Regions from separate parts of the Homo sapiens genome. Here region 1 is linked to region 2. The links are chromatin contacts, found by Hi-C or POLR2A ChIA-PET in ENCODE. All regions are on one chromosome and are shown on one strand. Each heading gives the region's core, a stretch centred on a gene start or an enhancer-like site at or near the end of the contact. The rest is flanking DNA. Distances are from core to core; before and after follow the strand shown.

Region 1 (3,700 bases), core at 1,040-3,539, 230 kb after region 2:
TCTCACCTCAGCCTCCTGAGTAGCTGGGACCACAGGCACACACCACCATGCCTAGATAATTTTTTAATTATTTGTAAAGATGAGGTCTCGCTATGTTTCCCAGGTTGGCCTTGAACTTTTGAGCTCAAGGGATTCTCCTGCCTGGGCCTCTCAAAGTGCTGGGATTATAGGCATAAACCAATGTGCCCCGCCTCCCTCTGCCTCTCTGGTAAAGTCACTTGTGATTGCATTTGGAGCCCATCCAGATAATCTCCCCAACTCAAAACTGTTAACTTAATCACATCTGCAAATCCCATTCTCCCACATGTTACAAACTGAATGTTTGCATCCCCGCGACAATTCACATGTTGGAACCAACTCCCCAGTGTGATAGTACTTGCAGGTGGAGCCTTTGGAGGTGGTTATGTCATGAGGGTGGAGGCCTCATGAATGGGACTGGTGCCCTTATGAAAGGGACCATAAGAAAATCCCTAGGCCCGGTGCGGTGGCTCACGCCTGTAATCCCAGCACTTTGGGTGGCCAAGGTGGGCAGATCGACGTGAGGCCACGAGTTTGAGACCAGCCTGGACAACGTAGCAAAATCCTATCTCTACTAAAAATACAAAAATTAGCTGGCATGGTGGCGCGCCTGTAGCCTCAGTTACTTGGGAGGCTGAGGCACGAGAATCACTTGAACCCAGGAGGCAAAGGTTGTGGTCAGCCGAGACCGCGCCACTGCACTCCAGCCCGGGTGACAGGGCAAGACTCCTTCTCAAAACAGAAAAAAAAAAAAAAAAGGCAAGAAAAGAATTCCCTAGTCCTTTCCATCATGTGAGGACACAGCAGAGAGACAGCCATCTATAAATGAGGAAGTAGGCCTCACCAGACACTGGAGCTGCTGGAGCTTTGATGCTGGACTTCCCAAACTCCAGAACTGTGAGAAATACATTTTTGTTGTTTCTTTTTTTTTTTTTTTTTTGAGATGGAGTCTCATTCTTGTTGCCCAGGCTGGAGTGCAATGGCACAATTTCAGCTCATTGAAACCTCCGCCTCCCGGGTTCAAGCGATTCTCCTGCCTCAGCCAGCTGAGTAACTGGGATTACAGGCATGAGCCACCATGCCTGGCTAATTTTGTGTTTTTAGTAGAGATGGGGTTTCTCTGTGTTGGTCAAGCTGATCTTGAACTCCCAACCTCAGGTGATCCACCTGCCTCAGCCTCCCAAAGTGCTGGGATTACAGGCGTGAGCCACCGCGCCCGGCCCATTTTTGTTGTTTCTAAGGCACCCAGTCCAAACAAACTAAGACACCATATAGGGCAACATTCACAGGTTCCAGGGGTCAGGGCCTGATATCCTTGGGGGTCATCAGCAGCCTACCACAGGGGTATCATGACCCATATTACAGATGGGGAGCTGAGGGCCAGGAGGTGAAACATCAACCAAGTTCCCAGCACCACATCTGCCTGCCTGTGTCTGCCTGGCTTGCTACAAGGCTTCTGTGACTGACCTTTTACAGCACCTTTCTGGGCAGAAGGCTCAGACCCAGTCCCTGACCTGACACACATGAGTCATGAGACCAGAGCCAGCTTCATAGATGTGTGACCCGTGCCGTCACAGGGGCCCTGTGCTCAGAAGCTGCCATGCTTGGTTTGATGCCTTGCTGTCGCCACCTTGAAATTCCTGATAATTTTGAATTTTCATTTGCACTAGACCCACAAATTATGTAACTGGTCCTACATGTGACACTGAGCAAGAAAAGGGAGAGTTGAGATGAGGTGGGTAGAAGCTGCCCTGCCCACGGCCTCACCTCAGACCTGAAAAGTACCTGACACCCCGATCCTGCACAGCCTAAATAATTGCATTGTTTTATATGAAAGAAGAACTAGACTTTTTTCCACTTTCGGTGGAAATTATAGGGAGGTATATTTCAGCCAGAACTGTGCAACACAGCAGGTAAGGAAAGTTTTGCAAATGTTTTAAAAGGCCAGATGAGACTGGGCATGGTGGCTCATGTCTGTAATCCCAGCACTTTGGGAGGCCACAGCAGGCGGATCACCTGAGGCCAGGGGTTTGAGACTAGCCTGGGCAACATGGCGAAACCCTGTCTCTATTAAAAAAATACAAAAAGGTCAGGCGCAGTGGCTCATGCCTGTAATCCCAGCACTTTGGGAGGCTGAAGCAGGTGGATCACTTGAGGTCAGGAGTTTGAGACCAACTTGGCCAACATGGTGAAACCCCGTCTATACTAAAAATACAAAAATTAGCCAGGCGTGGTGGCATGCGCCTGTAGTTTCAGCTACTCAGAGGGCTGAGGCAAGAGAATCGAGTAAACCTGGGAGGCGGAAGTTGCAGCGAGCCGAGATTGCACCACCACACTCCAGCCTGGGCCACAGAGCGAGACTCTGTCAAAAAAAGAAAAAAGAAAAAGCCAGCTGAGAGAGAGGGAGGTGATTCCTAAAGCTGCGGAGTCTCCTCTGGGCCCACCTGAGGCAAACCCAGCCTCCACCAAGAGGCAAGTTTTGTGTCAGTTCCCAAGAACTCCAGAAGCCATGTGGGCCACTCCTTCTTCTTTTAGGGGGAGAATGTAGCTGTCAAATATCTCTTCATCTTATTAATAAAGCTAACAAGGAGCCAAGTATTTGTCAAAACCAATGCCAGGGGTCAGAGCAGTGTCCCGCTGATTGCCACAGCTGAAGACAAAGGAAAAGGAAGGAAGACTGTCATCGTCAATGTGGTTGCCATTGCAAAGGTGGCTAGGTGGCCTCTGTCACTGTGGGCTGGGAATCATAGCTCTAGTCTGATGCTAAAAAGGACCATGCAACTGTTCATGGAGCGCACAAATGACTGCCCAGACAACATAAAAAAACAGCATCTGGCCGGGCACGGTGGCTCACACCTGTAATCCCAACACTTTGGGAGGCTGAGGTGGCCGGATCACTTGAGATCAGGAGTTCGAGACCAGCCTGACCAACATGGTGAAACCCCATGTCTACTAAAAATACAAAAATTAGCCGTGCGTGGTGGCACAAGCCTGTAGTCGCAGCTATTCAAGAGGCTGAATCACTTGAACCCAGGAGGCGGAGGTTGCAGTGAGCCAAGATTGCACCACTGCACTCCAGCCTGGGTGACGGAGGGAGACTCCGTCTCAAAAAAAAAAAGGTGTCTGTGTTCCCACTGTGGAAACCTAAGCAGATTGGCTGGACAAACTTTAGAATGACAGGGACCCCAAAAACAGAAAGAAAAGCAAAATGCAGCCTAGTCTATCCCCAGGGGCGGTGGGGTCGTCTGGGGACAACAGAAGGATGAAGGCCCAGGATGAGGCAGAAAGGAGCTGATCTGGGGGTGAGGGAAACAGGGAGAGACTGACTGGTTGACTTTGGGAGGGGTGTCAGGGACGCTGGGGCCACTACCATGACTCTGAGGGAGACACAAGTTTTTCATGGGTTTTTCTCTGTGCAGAGTGGTGTAAGTCTGCTCTCACATCTCCCTTCCAGCAACCTTCAAGCAACCTCTAGTAGAGATTTGAAGTGGGATTTCTTTCTTTTCTTTTTTCTTTTTTTTTTTTTTTTTGAGATAGGGTCTGGATCTGTCACCCAGGTTGGAGTGCAGTGGCACAATCTTGGCTCACTGCAACCTCCACCTCCTGGGTTTAGGCGATTCTCGTGCCTCAGCCTCCCGAGTAGCTGGGATTACAGGCATACACCACCATGCCCAGCTAATTT
Region 2 (3,932 bases), core at 1,269-3,768:
AAAAAAAAAGAAAAATAGCACATCCTTTGATCTCATGCTGAACATTTTCTGTTTGCCCTGCCAGATCTACACTCTATCCCCAGTGGTTGGTCTGCGTGAACTGTGCCAACGGTCTCTTTTACCCTCCAGCTTCTGGTTGGGCATGGCCAATGGGATACACCAATGGGCAGTTGATGGGGAGGCACACGGAGAAGAGTGTTGGGCATTTGTCCCCCCCATCTACTGAAGGCCACAGCTCCTGTAACACAGGAAGCCTCTCCACACAGCTGCCCTGTCCAAGTTCTCCTTGCCTTTGCTGCTCCAGAGAGAGTAACAGCTCCCACTTCTGCTAGTTCTGGAGTGTAGCACTCTCCCTACGAGTTTTTCTCCATCTGCCCACACCTTTATAAATCTTCCCTTCAGCAAACTCTCCCCAGAGTTACTTATCTGAGTGTGCCATCTGCTTCCTGCTGGGACCCTGACTAATACACACCCCCAAATCTATCCGTAGGAATTTATTCTACAGGAAATAACATAAGAATACTGGCATCATGTTTAAAAATTCCTACTTCATCTCAAGATTATAGAATTAATTCATCTATATTTTCTCTGCTTGGATTTGTGGATGTATATGTATTTCTTAAAATATTTATTCCATTCATAATTTTAATGTAAGATGTAAATTAGGGATCTAGTGTAATTTTTCCCCCAAATGGTTGGTCAGCAATCTCGACCTATTTATTCAGCAACCAACACTTGCCCTACTAATCTGTTCCGCCATCTTTAAGTGCTAAATTCCCACTGCACTGGAGTCTGTACTGAATTTCTACCAGTATCAAACTGCTTTGACTACTTTAGCTTTATAATATATTTTAGCTTTATAATACACTTTTAACTTTATAATATACTTTTAAATCTGGCAAGTCCCTCTCCTTTTTTTTTCTCCCAGAATTCTCTTAGTTATTTTCATAAGTATTTTTCCAGTTGAATGTTACAATAGTTTTATAAAATTTAGAATAAAATTAAGAGGTTTTTAAAAATTAAATGTAAACTAAATATTCCACATAAAATGAGGTAGCATCTAGTCAGGCATGAATTTAATACCTAACTTGGCTGGACCTCTTCAGCTGTTTCCCTGCAGAGAAACATAAGCTTTCAGGATTCACCAATCAGAGAATGTAATCTCTGATTTTTTGTGGAGGGGATGTTAAAAAGGTTATAATGTCTATGACGAACAAAACGTGAGTAGACAGTGTTCAAAGGCATAGTTTTGAATTGGTGTTTGCTATATTTGGAGAACCTTTTTCCAAAGCATCAATGTTATAAGTGGTATTGGCCTCTCTACCAACCTATAAAATGCTACTTGGCTAAGAATGTAACCAAAGTCTTGCACAATTGCCCTGTCCTTTTTGTCCACTACTGTCATTCAAATGCTGTGCTTCAGGAGCATGCCAAGTTAGAGAGACTTCCAAGGGTGAGCCAGGGAATACTGTCACCTCCAATGGTGTTTCTTTTCTTTTTTTTTTTGAAACAGGATTTCGCTCTGTCACTCAGGCTGGAGTGCAGTGGTGCAATCATGGCTCACTGAAGCCACAGCCTCCTGGGGTGAAGCGATCCTCCCACCTCAACCTTCTGAGTAGCTGGGACTATAGGCATGTACCACTACCACGCTTGGATAATTTTTTTTTTTTGTAGAGACAGGGTCTTACTATGTTGCCTAGTCTGGTCTCAAACTACTGGGCTCAAGATTTCCTCCACTTCGGCCTCCCGAAGTGCTGGATTACAGGCATAAGCCACCATGCCCAGACATCCAACGGTGTTTCTATGGGAATGTCAGTCTGACACTGAGCCACAGGAGTGAATAAAGAGACAGCAGGAACATAACTGTCCCTTCTCTTCCCCTGTCAACCACTACCTGCCATTCTGCAACCTCTAGTCCCTGCAAAGGCAAAGGAAGGACCTGAGACAGGACCTGAGACAAAGGAGGGACCTGAAGGACCTGGGGACTGAGGAGGACTTGGCAGGGGAAGGTGTCTACCTACTAGTAAGCAGAATGGGGAGGGGAGATCAGAGGGCCTGGTTTCCTATTTATTTGCCCATCTATCCAACCCGAAGACCCCAGAACATCTATAACCAACCCTCCAGCACTCATATACTCCCCTCCTAGTTCACATCCCTGCCCTTGAGCAGCCTTCTTCTGTTAAGGTCATTCCTCCTGTTCTTTTCGACAATAAACTGTTTTCTTCCCACCCAAAGGGTACCACAGTGAGACAGAAATCCAGGGGCACATTCTTTACCCTCTGGAGTAAACCCAATTAGGGACTAGGCATTCAAGGGTATGGGACGTTCTCAGGCTGGTGGGTGCTAAGTTAGAAGCTGTATGCGATCTCAGCAACATTTGCTGACACAGGCACAAGAGGCTCATAACCACTGAGGGCCCTAGGGCGGTTATCTGAGCAGCTGGCTAAGGCCAAGAGCACACTTACTACTGGGGCAGAAACTCAGCTTGTTTTAAACCCATCACTGGGCACCAGTTGCACACACAGGGCTGCTTTTTCACAACATGAGTCATGATCATGTGCAAGGCTGACAATCCGAGACTACAGGGCAAGGCCAGCAAAGAGTTCTCCATATGTCAGGCCTTCCAGGGAAACCAGGGGATCAGGGAGATCTGTGTCACAGGGGAAAGCTCAGGCTCCTCTAGATACCACTTCCCTATTCCCATTTTGGCTCTTGACTGGCTATTAACCAATACCCACTCACTACTAGGCTTAAGGCTTAGTTCCTCCCAGGGGTACTTGGATATTTGGTGGCAATCAGTTCTTTTCGTAGGGGCGGTGACAGCTTCAGAATTTGGTAATGTCCTTCTGCTTTCCTGTTTATTCTGTAACCAGGGGCTCCTCTGGTCTGCAGGCACTTCACAGTGCAGCAGATCAGGAGGCGGGTGGAGGGTATGGATGGAACACACTGAGGGAACACAATGCCCACCTCTAGCCTCTGGCACTGCTGGATCTAGGCCACACTTCTCCATTCTAACCTTTTAGTACTTCTGACCTCAAAAAACAAAAGGAAGTTTAAGTCTGTGAACTACCAGTGCCTCCATGATTATCAACGGGAGAAAATGAAAACAGACTTTCCCTCAACTTTCTCCAGGAGGACGGGGGCACCTTCACAAATAGGGCAGAGGCTCTGTGGACTTCCAGCTCAAGAGAGAAGGGTGGGACCTCTCAAACCAGTTTGGTTTTGTTGGTGTTGTTGTTGTTTTTAGAGATGAGAGTCTTGCTCTGTCACCCAGGCTGGAGTTTGGTGGTGCGATCATAGCTCAGAACTCCTGGGTTCAAGTCATCCTCTTGCCTCTGCAACCCAAGTATCTGGGACCACAGGTGTGCACCAGCACTCCTGGCTCAAGTCAGCTTTGGAATGCATGTAGCAGGGGAGCAGCATCCCACCTGGAGTTCAAGTATGTCCTGCTTTCTTTTTGCACACTGCCAAGAACTGCAGCCCTGCTGCTCAGGGAAGGGCCCCTCTTGCTTACAGAAGGGCTCGAGATAGACCCTGGGAAAAGAGCAGGGCCAGCCCTACCCATATGCCTTGACCTGGGAACTCAAGCCTTCCATCATTTCCAAAAATGGGGAGAGGCTGAGTGAGCTCTAGGTTGGCTGCTGACACTGCATCTCCCAACACAGAGGGTTACTGCTACTTGTTGTCTCCTGCTATGGAACTGGCTAGCAGAAGCACGTTCAACCCTCAAACTACCTCAGGAACACAAACAGGCTGACACCTGTCAACAGAGCCCTCCCCCAAAATCTGCCTTGAAATCCACCCTTCTGGCTCAGAAGGCAGCCCCTCCTTCCTCTTTCTCAGGAGCTGGGGAAGAAGGGACACTGGCCCACAGACAGCAGCCAGAGCTTGACAAGGCCAGGAAAAGCTCTGTTCTTTACCCAAAGGAACAA

The links. A loop is a pair of places that touch in the nucleus more often than their neighbours do. ChIA-PET counts read pairs that join two places held with the same protein, here RNA polymerase II (POLR2A). Pooled maps may share reads with other maps.
Region 1: a loop to region 2 is called in a pooled map, with 2.3 times the contacts of the local background. The contact joins two enhancer-like sites. A Hi-C loop is called at or near these places in 2 of 50 pooled maps. POLR2A ChIA-PET finds 5 or more read pairs at or near these places in 2 of 52 experiments (CD4-positive, alpha-beta T cell and CD8-positive, alpha-beta T cell).

Annotation. Positions count from the first base shown.
Region 1 is chr17:64,402,507-64,406,206 of GRCh38, forward strand. No RefSeq gene overlaps it. Among named protein-coding and RNA genes, the nearest start is that of PECAM1, 13 kb to the left of the region's middle. RefSeq lists enhancers at 2,162-2,271, 2,382-2,461. Within about 2 kb of position 2,290, at least 6 of the 41 ENCODE cell types and tissues checked have a DNase peak (open chromatin) inside an H3K27ac peak, as active enhancers do.
Region 2 is chr17:64,172,358-64,176,289 of GRCh38, forward strand. The region is part of intron 6 of TEX2 (testis expressed 2); the gene reads right to left. Among named protein-coding and RNA genes, the nearest start is that of SNORA50C, 28 kb to the left of the region's middle. Within about 2 kb of position 2,519, at least 17 of the 41 ENCODE cell types and tissues checked have a DNase peak (open chromatin) inside an H3K27ac peak, as active enhancers do.